2 separate regions of the Homo sapiens genome follow, and region 2 is linked to region 1. Evidence: chromatin loops called from intact Hi-C (ENCODE). Cell type or tissue: PC-9. All regions are shown on one strand.

Region 1 (5,000 bases):
TATATAATGTCCCTCTTTGTCTTTTTAAACTCGTTGCTTTAAAGTCTGCGTTGTCAAATATAAGAATAGCGACTCCTGCTTGTTTTTAGTGTCTGTTTGTATGGGATATCTTTTTGCACACCTTTACCTTATGTGAATTCTTATGTGTTAGGTGAGTCTATTGAAGACAGCAGATACTTGGTGGGCGAATTCTTATCCATTCTGCCATTCTGTATCTTTTAAGTGGAAGATTTAGGACATTTACATTCAACATTAGTATTGAGAAGTAGGTAGTATTCTATTCATTGTGCTAGTTGTTGCCTGGATACATTGTTGTTGTTGTTTTCATTGTTATTGTTTTATAGGTCCTGTGAGATTTATCCCTTAAGGAAGTTCAATTTTGGGGTATTTCAAGAATTTGCTTCAAGATTTAGAGCCTTTTTAGAGGTTCTTGTGGTGCTGGTGTGGCAGTGTTGAATTCTCTCAGCATTTGTTTGTCTGGAAAGACTGTATCTTTCCTTCACTTACGAAGCTTAGTTTTGCTGGATACAAAATTCTTGGCTGATAATTGCTTCCTTTAAGGAGGCTAAAGATAGGAACTCAATGCCTTCTAGCTTGTAGGGTTTCTGCTGAGAAATCTGTTGATCTGGTAGGTTTTCCTTTATAGGTTACCCAATGCTTTTTCCTCACAGTTCTTAAAATTCTTTTCTTTGTTTTAACTTTAGATTACTTGGACTATATGCTTAGGCAATGATCTTTTTGCAGTGAATTTCCTGGGTGTTCTTTGAGCTTCTTGTATTTGAATGTCTTAATCTCTAGCAAGTCCAGGGAAGTTTTCCTCGATTATTCCCTCAAATATGTTTTCCAAGCCTTTAGATCTCTCTTCTTCCTCGGAAACACCAATTATTCTTAGGTTTGGTTGTTTAACATAATCCCAAACTTCATGGAGACTTTGCTCAGTTTTTACAATACTTTTTTCTTTGTCTTTGTTGGATTGGGTTAATTTGAAAGCCTTGTCTTCGAGGTCTGAAGTTCTTTCTCCTACTTGTTCTATTCAATTGCTGACACATTCCAGTGTATTTTGCATTTCTCTAAGTGTGTCCTTTATTTCCAGAAGTTGTGATTGTTTTTTATTTATGCTGTCTATTTCTGTGGAGATTTTTCCATCCATATCCTGTAACATATTTTGATTTCTTTATGTTTGTGTTCACCTTTCTCTGGTGCCTCCTTGAGTAGTTTAATAATTAACCTTCTGATTTTTTTTTTCTGGCAATTCAGAGATTTCCTCTTGGTTTGGATCCATTGCTGGTGAGCTAGTATGATCTTTTGGGGGTGTTACAGAACCTTGTTTTGTCATATTGTCAGAATTGTTTTTCTGGCTCCTTCTAATTTGGATAGATTTGGGTATATTATGTCAGAGGGAAGATCTGGGGCTCAAGGGCTATTGCTCGAATCTTTTGTCCCATGGGGTGCTCCCATGATGTGGTGTTCTTCCCCTTCCCCTAGGGATAGGGCTTCCCAAGAGCCAAATTGTAGTGATTGTTATTTCTCTTCTGGGTCTAGCCACCCTGTGGGGCTACCAGTCTCTAGGATGGTACTGGGGAGTGTCGGCAAAGAGTTGTGTAATGCGATCTGTCTTCAGGTCTCTCTGCCATGGATACCAGCACCTGCTCTGGTGGAGGTAGCAGTGGAGTGAAGTAGACTGTGAGAGTCCTTGGTTATAGTTTTGTTTAGTGTGCTAGTTTTGTGTTTATTGGTCCCCAGCCAGGAGGTGTTGCTTTCAAGACAGCATCGATTGCATTAGCATAGGGAGGATACAGGGTTGCCCTAGGGTTGCCTGGATAAGTTTCTCAGGCAGTGAGCAGGGCCATAGATCTCCCAAGAGATTATGTTCTTTGTCTTCAGCTACCAGGTTCATGGAGAAAGACCATGAGGTGTGGGAAGGGTTAGGAGTGTCTGAGTTCAGCCACTTCTTAAGTGGGGCTTGCTGCAGCTGCTGTGGGGGATAAAGGTGTGGTTCTCAGACAGATGGAGTTATGTTACAAGGGGGATTATGGCTGCCTTTTCTGAGTCATACAGGCCATCAGGGAAGTGGGGGAAAGGTGGCAGTGACAGGCCTCACCCAGCTCCCATGCAACCCAAAAGGCCAGTGTCACTCCTACAGTGCTCCCCCAACAGCACCAAGCTTATTTCCAGGCAGCAGGTGAGGTGAGCAGAGCTGAGAACTTGCTCCAGGCTAAAAGCCTCCCTGCTGAGAATGCAAGCAGGGCTTTCAGGTTTTAGGCCTACCCCGATGCAGTTTTTGTGCTTGTATCTGCACTCCCTGTTCACCTTCTCCCCTGGATTCTGTCCAGGACACTTAACATTTGGTCAAAATTGTTACAAAGCTCATCTGGAAGTTTTCTTCTCCCCGTGGCCTTTCCCCGTGGAATTCCATTTTGATTCACTTATAGTGTATTTGAGTGAATCTTTTTGAATAAAATTTTAGGAGTAGCTATAGGCATTTATATATGTACATGTGTATGTGTATATATATATGTACATATATACATAAGTGTGTGTATATATATGTATGTGTATATATAACTTATGACTATTTACCAGTTTGAGTGTAGACACCATGCCATGCCTCCTTTGAAGTTTCTTTCTTCCTTTTATTATTATTTTTTTTAACAGTCTCACTCTGTCACCCAGGCTAGAGTACAGTGACACAATCTTGGCTCACGGCAACCCCCACCTCCTGGGCTCAAGCAATCTTTCCATTTCAGCTTCCTGAGTAGCCGAGACTACAAGCATATGCCACCAAGTCTGGCTAATTTTTGTATTTTTGGTAGAGACAGGGTTTCACTTGGGCTCAAGTGGTCTGCCTGCCTTGGCCTCCCAAAGTGCTGAGATTACAGGTGTAATCATTACACCCAGCCTCTTTAAGTTTCTTCACCCTTCTACACATAAAATTGTCTCAACAGGAAAAGAAAAAGTGAAGTCTATGATATCTATAATATTTACCCATATTTTTTCTCTTTCCATTGTCCTTCCTTCCTTTCTGATGTTCCAAAGTTCCTTCTTTTATCATATCCTTTCTGTTTAGGGAAGGTCTCTGATATAATTTGTCCTCTCCAAATCTCATGTTGAAATGTCATCCCCAATGTTGGAGGTGGGACCTGTTGGGAGATGTTTGGATCATGGGGGTGGATCTTTCCATGAATGGCTTGACACCCTCCCTGTGGTAATGAGTGAGTTCCCACTCTATTAGTTCATGCAAGATCTGATGTTGCAGGAAGTCAGGGACCCAGAATGGAGGGACCAGCTGGAGCCACGGCAGAGGAACATAAATTGTGAAGATTTCATTTTAATATGGATGTATATCAGTTCCCAAAATTAATACTTTTATAATTTCTTACGCCTGTCTTTACTGCAATCTCTGAACATAAATTGTGAAGATTTCATGGACATTTATCAGTTCCCAAATAATACTCTTATAATTTCTTATGCTTGTCTTTACTTTAATCTCTTAATCCTATTATCTTCATAAGCTGAGAATGTACGTCACCTCAGGACCACTGTTGTACAAATTGATTGTAGAACATGTGTGTTTGAACAATATGAAATCTGATTGTAAAACATGGGTGTTTGAACAATGTGAAATCAGTGCACCTTGAAATCAAACAGAATAATAGTGATTTTAGGGAACAAGGGAAGACAACCAAAGGTCTGACTCCCTGCGGGGTTGGGCAGAATACAGCCATATTTTTCTTCCTGCAGAGAGCCTATAAACGGACGTGCAAGTAGGAGAGATATCACTAAATTCTTTTCCTAGCAAGGAATATAATATAAAGACCCTAGGAAAAGAATTGCATTCCTTGGGGGAGGTCTATAAATGGCCACTCTGGGAGTGTCTGTCTTATGCGGTTGAGATAAGGACTGAAATATGCACTGGTCTCCTGCAGTACCCTCAGGCTCACTAGGGTGGGGAAAAACCCCACCCTGGTGAATTTGAGGTCAGACCAGTTCTCTGCTCTCGAACCCTGTTTTCTGTTGTTTACGATGTTTATCAAGACAATACATGCACAGCTGAACATAGACCCTCATCAGTAATTCTAATTTCACCCTTTGCCTTGTGATCTTTGCTTTGCCCTTTGCCTTATGATCTTTATTGGCCTCAGAAGCATGTGATCTTTGTGACCTACTCCCTGTTCATACACCCCCTCCCCTTTTGAAGTCCTTAATAAAAACCTGTTGGTTTTGTGGTTCAGGTGGGCATCACGGACCTACCAATATGTGATGTTACCCATGGCTGCCCAGCTGTAAAATTCTTCTCTTTGTACCCTTTTCTCTTTATTTCTCTGACCAGCTGACACTTAGGGAAAATAAAAAGAACCGACTTTGAAATATTGGGGGCTGGTTCCCCCGATAATCTGATTGTTAAAAGAGCTTGGCATCTTCCCCCTCTCTGTCTTGCTTCCTCTCTTGCCATGTGATGCACTTGCTCCACCTTCATTGTCCACCATGAGTAAAAGCTTCCTGGGGTTCTCACTAGAAGCAGATGCTGGCACCATGCTTCTTGTACAGCCTGTATAACCATAAGCCAAATAAACCTGTTCTCTTTATTAACTACCCAGTCTCAGGTATTTCTTTAAAGCAATGCAAAACAGACTAACACATTCTCTTGATTTTCTCTTGATTGTTGATTTTCTCCCACTGCTTTCAAGATATCTTCTTGGTCTTTAATTTTCAGAAGTTTAATTATGTGTCTTGGTGTGGATTTCTTTTGGTTTATCTTGTTTGAAGTTCTCCCAGAATCTTGTATCCGGAGGTTTATGTTTTTGGATAAATTTTTTTAAAAGTCAGAATTATTTATTTGGGGATATTTTTACCCCACTATCTTTTCCCTTTTTTTCTGTCAGTCTAATAATGCAAATGTTCTATCTTTTGATATTGTCCACAGAACTCTGAGGTTGTATTAAGTTTTTAAGTCTATTACTCTCTGTTCAGAGTGAGTAATTTCTGTTGTTCTAAGTTCA
Region 2 (5,000 bases), 200 kb before region 1:
GAGACAGAGTTTCACCATGTTGGCCAGGCTGGTCTTGAACTCCTGACCTCAAGTGATCCGCCCTCCTCGGCCTCCCAAAGTGCTGGGATTACAGGCGTGAGCCACTGCACCTGGCCAGAAATTTTATTTTTGAAATTAGTTTTTGAATAGAATAATTTTATGGTCTATCAATAAAATAATCAATTTGCAAGGCAACACATAAATCTTAAGAAAATTATTTAGTTTTTCTTACTGTTAGATCCTCCTTCCACTCTCAAAAGTGTCCCAATTTGAATGGTATATTATATGGTTGTGCTTGCATTGTGTTTGCCATGAACAGAATTCATGAATATTCTGGTGTTCCACCTTTCAGGTGGATGGTAGTTTTGTACTTCTCTGCTCTGCTTGTAATCAGTTATGGCCATATGACATACTTGGACCAGTGAAAGGTGAGCAGAAGTAATGTGTGGCATCTTTAAGAGCCAATGCATGCTTACCCTCCCCTTTCTGCTGCAGTGATCATGGAAGCATATGTCAAATAGAAGTTTATGTCAGGTTGCAACCTCTAATGGTGATGGCCTGGAGCATAGCTCCTAGCAATGCTGCATTAGAAATAAATAAGGGAGTGTTGTAAATAAATTCACACATTGATCTTCGTGTTGTTAAACCACTGAGATATTGGGATTATTTATTATGTAGCAAAACTTCACCTACCCTCATTGATAAAACTTAAAAAATTAAAAAAAAATTTTTTTTTTTGAGACAGGATTTCACTTTTGTTGGCCAGGCTGGAGTGCAAAGGCGCTATCTCGGCGCTATCTTGTCTCACTATAACCTCTGCCTTCTGGGCACAAGCAGTTCTCCTGCCTCAGCCTCCTGAGTAGCTGGAACTACAGGAGTGTGCCACCACAACTAGCTAACCCAGCTAATTTTTTTGTAGAAACAGGGTTTTGTCACATTGCCCAGGCTGGTCTTGAACTCTTGAGCTCAAACCATCTGCCTGCCTTGGCCTCTCAAAGTGCTGGGGTTACAGGCAATCGTGCCCGGCCTCATAACACTTTAAAATAAGTTAATCTATTAATTAATAAATTTAGACCTCAACTGGTCTCAAACCTGGGGCAGTTTATAAACAGCAAGATACAATAAAATATAGGGGGTTGGGCAAAGGGAAAATAGGGGTATGAAAATAAAAATGTTGGAGGTAAGATTAATCCTCAAACTGCAATCCTGTGTATGCATTCCCAGCGATGGGCCACCAATTAGTCTATAAACTTCTTAGCAGCAAAGGCAAATAGGGAAATCTGAGCAGTAGCAGCACCCATAGGATAATAACAAACCAGATTCTTAGGAAAAATCTTAGACAACAGTGGGGCAATGTGTCAAGAACTGGATGGCTTTCCTTCCAAAACTCAATCGGAGTGTCTCCCAATGGCTCTTTCTCACACCAGTTCCCAGTGCAAGCAGGGGCCACAGTGACAATATCCAAGTCAGGAAAAAAGAATGGGAGGTGGTGGTCAAAGGATACAGGCTGGACAAACAGCTTTGACGACCTGGCCGAATTTAACATGAACATTCCAGAATCTATAGCATGAGTGGGTGTCTTTTAGTCTATCCTTCCGTAAATGAGTGAATGAATGAATGAATGAATGAATGAATAAATAAATAAATAAATAAATAAATAAATATTTCCTGATGCGGCCTCTTTTAACAAAATTGTCTAGGAAGGAATTTGGTTATATTCCCTGGCAAGGTCCTGGGGCTGAATCAGACCTGGCTCCTACCCACCAGAAGCTTCCCCTCCAATGACAGGGCAAGATACATAGACAAACACCCATAGCATGGAATGAATTATGGGAAGAAAGCCCTGTCCATGCAGTATGCCCTGGGGGCCCTGAGAAGTCATGATGGCTCTCATGAGTGGTAACTGAGTCATTCCCCAAAAGGGACATGATTGGCCCTGGAGGTCTGTGTCTTGGCAGCTATTTAAGGTGTCTGAGTGCTTGGCATTGCTGTCTGTGAACAGCTTCATATCCAAGGACCATCTAAAAGGCCTGAGGGAAGAACATGCTGTGTTGAATAAGCCACAATGGCAATGAAGCCAGCTGTGCCTAGGCAGCCACAGTGTCCTCAGTGAGCTCGAGGGAGGAACATCAGCCAGGGCTGGATGAGGCCTATGAACTGATGACCTCAAGACTGGAATGTTTGCAAGAGTCTATTTTTGTTTCAGATAAAACCAGAAACAATGAGCCACTTGGGGAGCCAGCCTCCTGGAGATTGATGGTGAGGGGGCGAGCTGAAGCTCACTGGGGAAGTATGTGTGGCTCTCCGCTCACCCATATATTTCCCTGCAGAGCAAAGGCTGGGTGATGACTAGAACAGGGAAATCCAGTTCAGGCCAAGGCAGGGTCTACAGAGGCCGGGTGCTCTTTCACAAACACATTCAGTGTCTCTATCCATCCCTTCATCTATGTATGCCCCTCCACCCCGGAGCTTCACCTAGTACGCAGCTGGTGTCTGGTCCTGTTCTTGGCTAAGAGGGTAAGACAGGAGAAGGTATAGGCCTTGTTCTCAGGAGAAGACCCCCCAGGCAGAACACCACCAAGGAAAGCACCTGACCCAAGTGAGAAGCCATTTGGAATTCAGGGTCCTGGAACTTCATTCATTGCTAACCCACCCTAATCAAGGAAAAACAATGTTTTCCCTTTAGAAGGCTTTTCTTCATCAATCCAAGAGCTGTTGATGGAGAAATCTGTGTGCCTGGCTCTGCACTTAGCAGGGTGTGTGGGTGGGGAGTGAAAGGGAGCACCTCTCCAGCTAAAGACTCTTGCATCCAGTTCTCAGAAGAGAGTTAGAGCACTAATTCTGGAGGTGGAAACCCAGACACCATTAATCACCCGAGGACTGCCTGTCCTCCATCACCTCCCCTCCACTGTGACACAAACCAGGACTTTTAAGGAGCTTGCTGAGAGCCACTCAGCTAATCAGAGGCAGATCTCCCAGACCTGTATTTCCCCCCTCCCGCCGACACCAGTGAAGAGCAATGGTTGCTCCTTCCTTCATCAAATAGTCCAGAAATGAAGGTGGTGGGGAGAGGTCCTTCACCCTCAGGCCATTCCCTAGCCCAGGCTCCCTTTCCTTCTTTGACCCTCCTGGCCTCATGGATCCCTGATCCTATACTCAACACCTATTAAGTAACCTTCACACCTGGAGGTTTCTAAAGCTCCCAGTGAGGAAGTCTGGACTTTGCTGGGGAAATCACACCTCCCTCTGCTGTCAATGCTAGGTCTGTCTTCACCCCAAGAAGAAGTGGGTTGGGCTCTGATGTCCCTGGCTGATGGCCACATTGCTGTGTGTTTCATGCTCATGTTCCCCTCTGAGTCTGTCTGAAGACAGAACAGAATCAGGACATGAGGAGACTCGGCTTCCAGCGGGACTTGCTGGCACCATTCATAGTGTCTGGGGAAGCATGTCAGTGATTTGGCAGGGCTGGGAACTGTGGGAGCCCCTCCATGAATGCGTCACTGCATGGGCCATTCCTGACTGCAAGGAGATGGTTTGGGAATCAGATGTGTTTAGTTTGCAGGGTTTTCAGATCTGACATCCAGAAAGACACCAGCTCAGAACCTGGTCCAGAGTGAGATGCAAGAGGGCCTGTTACAATGTTCAGATCCTGACTTCAAGGTGCTTTTATCCAGGATACCTAAAGTGTTTCCCTCATTGGTTAGAAATGATCAGTAGAAAGACTTACAGTGGGTTACTCAAGGTACTATTTGTAGTACCAACTTGGTATTAAGTGAGGTTTGTGTGCTATAATCTTTAACTGGTCTCATGTGTACCTTGTCTCCCCATGAAGAAACCACACTGGGTTGCCTTAAAACTCTATTTTGGGCCTGGCACTGTGGCTCACGCCTGTAATCCCAGCACTTTGGGAGGCTGAGGAGGGCGGATCACGAGGTCAGGAGATCGAGACCATCCTGGCTAACACGGTGAAACCCCGTCTCTACTAAAAATACAAAAAATTAGCCAGGCGTGGTGGCAGGCACCTATAGTCCCAGCTACTCAGGAGGCTGAAGCAGAAGAATGGCATGAACCTGGGAGGAGGAGCTTGCAGTGAGCTGAGATCGCGCCACTGCACTCCATTCAGCCTGGGCGACAGAAAGAGACTCCGTCTCAAAAAAAAAAAAAAAAAAAAAAGAAAAAACAAAAAAACCCCTCTATTTTGCATGTTCAAATGTCTATTGAAAAGATGTTTTGAGAGAAGCAAGACCCTCTCAAGAGAGAGGAAGTAGGATCAGCTTCCCCCAGCTCCTACAGGGATCATTCGTTCTTTCAATCGGCAGACACTGAGCCATCTCTGTCAGGTTTGGGCTGGTAGCAGGCTACAGAGATGAATTGGAAGTGATTCTGCCATTGAGGTGTGCGGATTCAAGTAGGTGAGATTGACATGTTTGTAAAACACCATAGTAACCTCAAGGCATGGGATGCTGCGTGGGAGGAAGGCTACGTTCTGAAACTGTTCAGTGGGTTGCTCCCTAGAAAGGGCTTCTTGAAGGAGGTATTGTGATGGCAAATTTTTGGTGCCAACTTGGCCATGGTGCTCAGATATTTGGTCAAACATTATTCTACATACTTCCATGAAGGTATTTTTAAAGATGAGATTAATGTTTAAATCAGTAGGCTTGAAGTAAAGCAGACCACCCTCCATAATGTGAATGGGCTTCATCCGATCAGTTGAAGGTCTTAAGAGCAAAGACTGACCTTGAAGCAAGGAGGAATTCTGTAGCAGATGACTTTTGGACTCACACTGCAGTTCATCCTGGGATCTCCAGCTGCTGCCAGACCCTGTAGATTTTGTACTTGTCAAGCCTCCGCAACTGCTTGAACCAATTCCTTAAAATAAATACCTCCCTCTCTCTATGTTTATATAGATACACATCCCATTGGTTCTGTTTCTTTGGAGAACCCTAATACAGGTATTAATGGCTGAGGGTGCCTTGGGGGAGTCATTGCTAGTTTATGGG

Evidence for each region. Hi-C counts contacts between places; a loop is a spot of excess contacts. Peaks named below come from ENCODE experiments on the same cell type or tissue, not always from the same donor. Only the 100,000 strongest peaks of a DNase experiment are listed, where the experiment ranks them.
Region 2: a loop joins it to region 1, with 16 times the contacts of the local background. A loop is called at or near these places in 1 of 110 quality-filtered maps.

What each region holds. Positions count from the first base shown.
Region 1 is chr2:19,614,498-19,619,497 of GRCh38, reverse strand. No RefSeq gene overlaps it. Among named protein-coding and RNA genes, the nearest start is that of LINC01808, 150 kb to the right of the region's middle. In PC-9, no CTCF peak of the experiment used is centred here; a DNase peak (open chromatin) is centred at 1,987; H3K4me3 peaks cover 684 bases; H3K27ac peaks cover 4,713 bases.
Region 2 is chr2:19,816,638-19,821,637 of GRCh38, reverse strand. No RefSeq gene overlaps it. Among named protein-coding and RNA genes, the nearest start is that of LINC00954, 50 kb to the left of the region's middle. In PC-9, no CTCF peak of the experiment used is centred here; a DNase peak (open chromatin) is centred at 2,007; H3K27ac peaks cover 1,422 bases.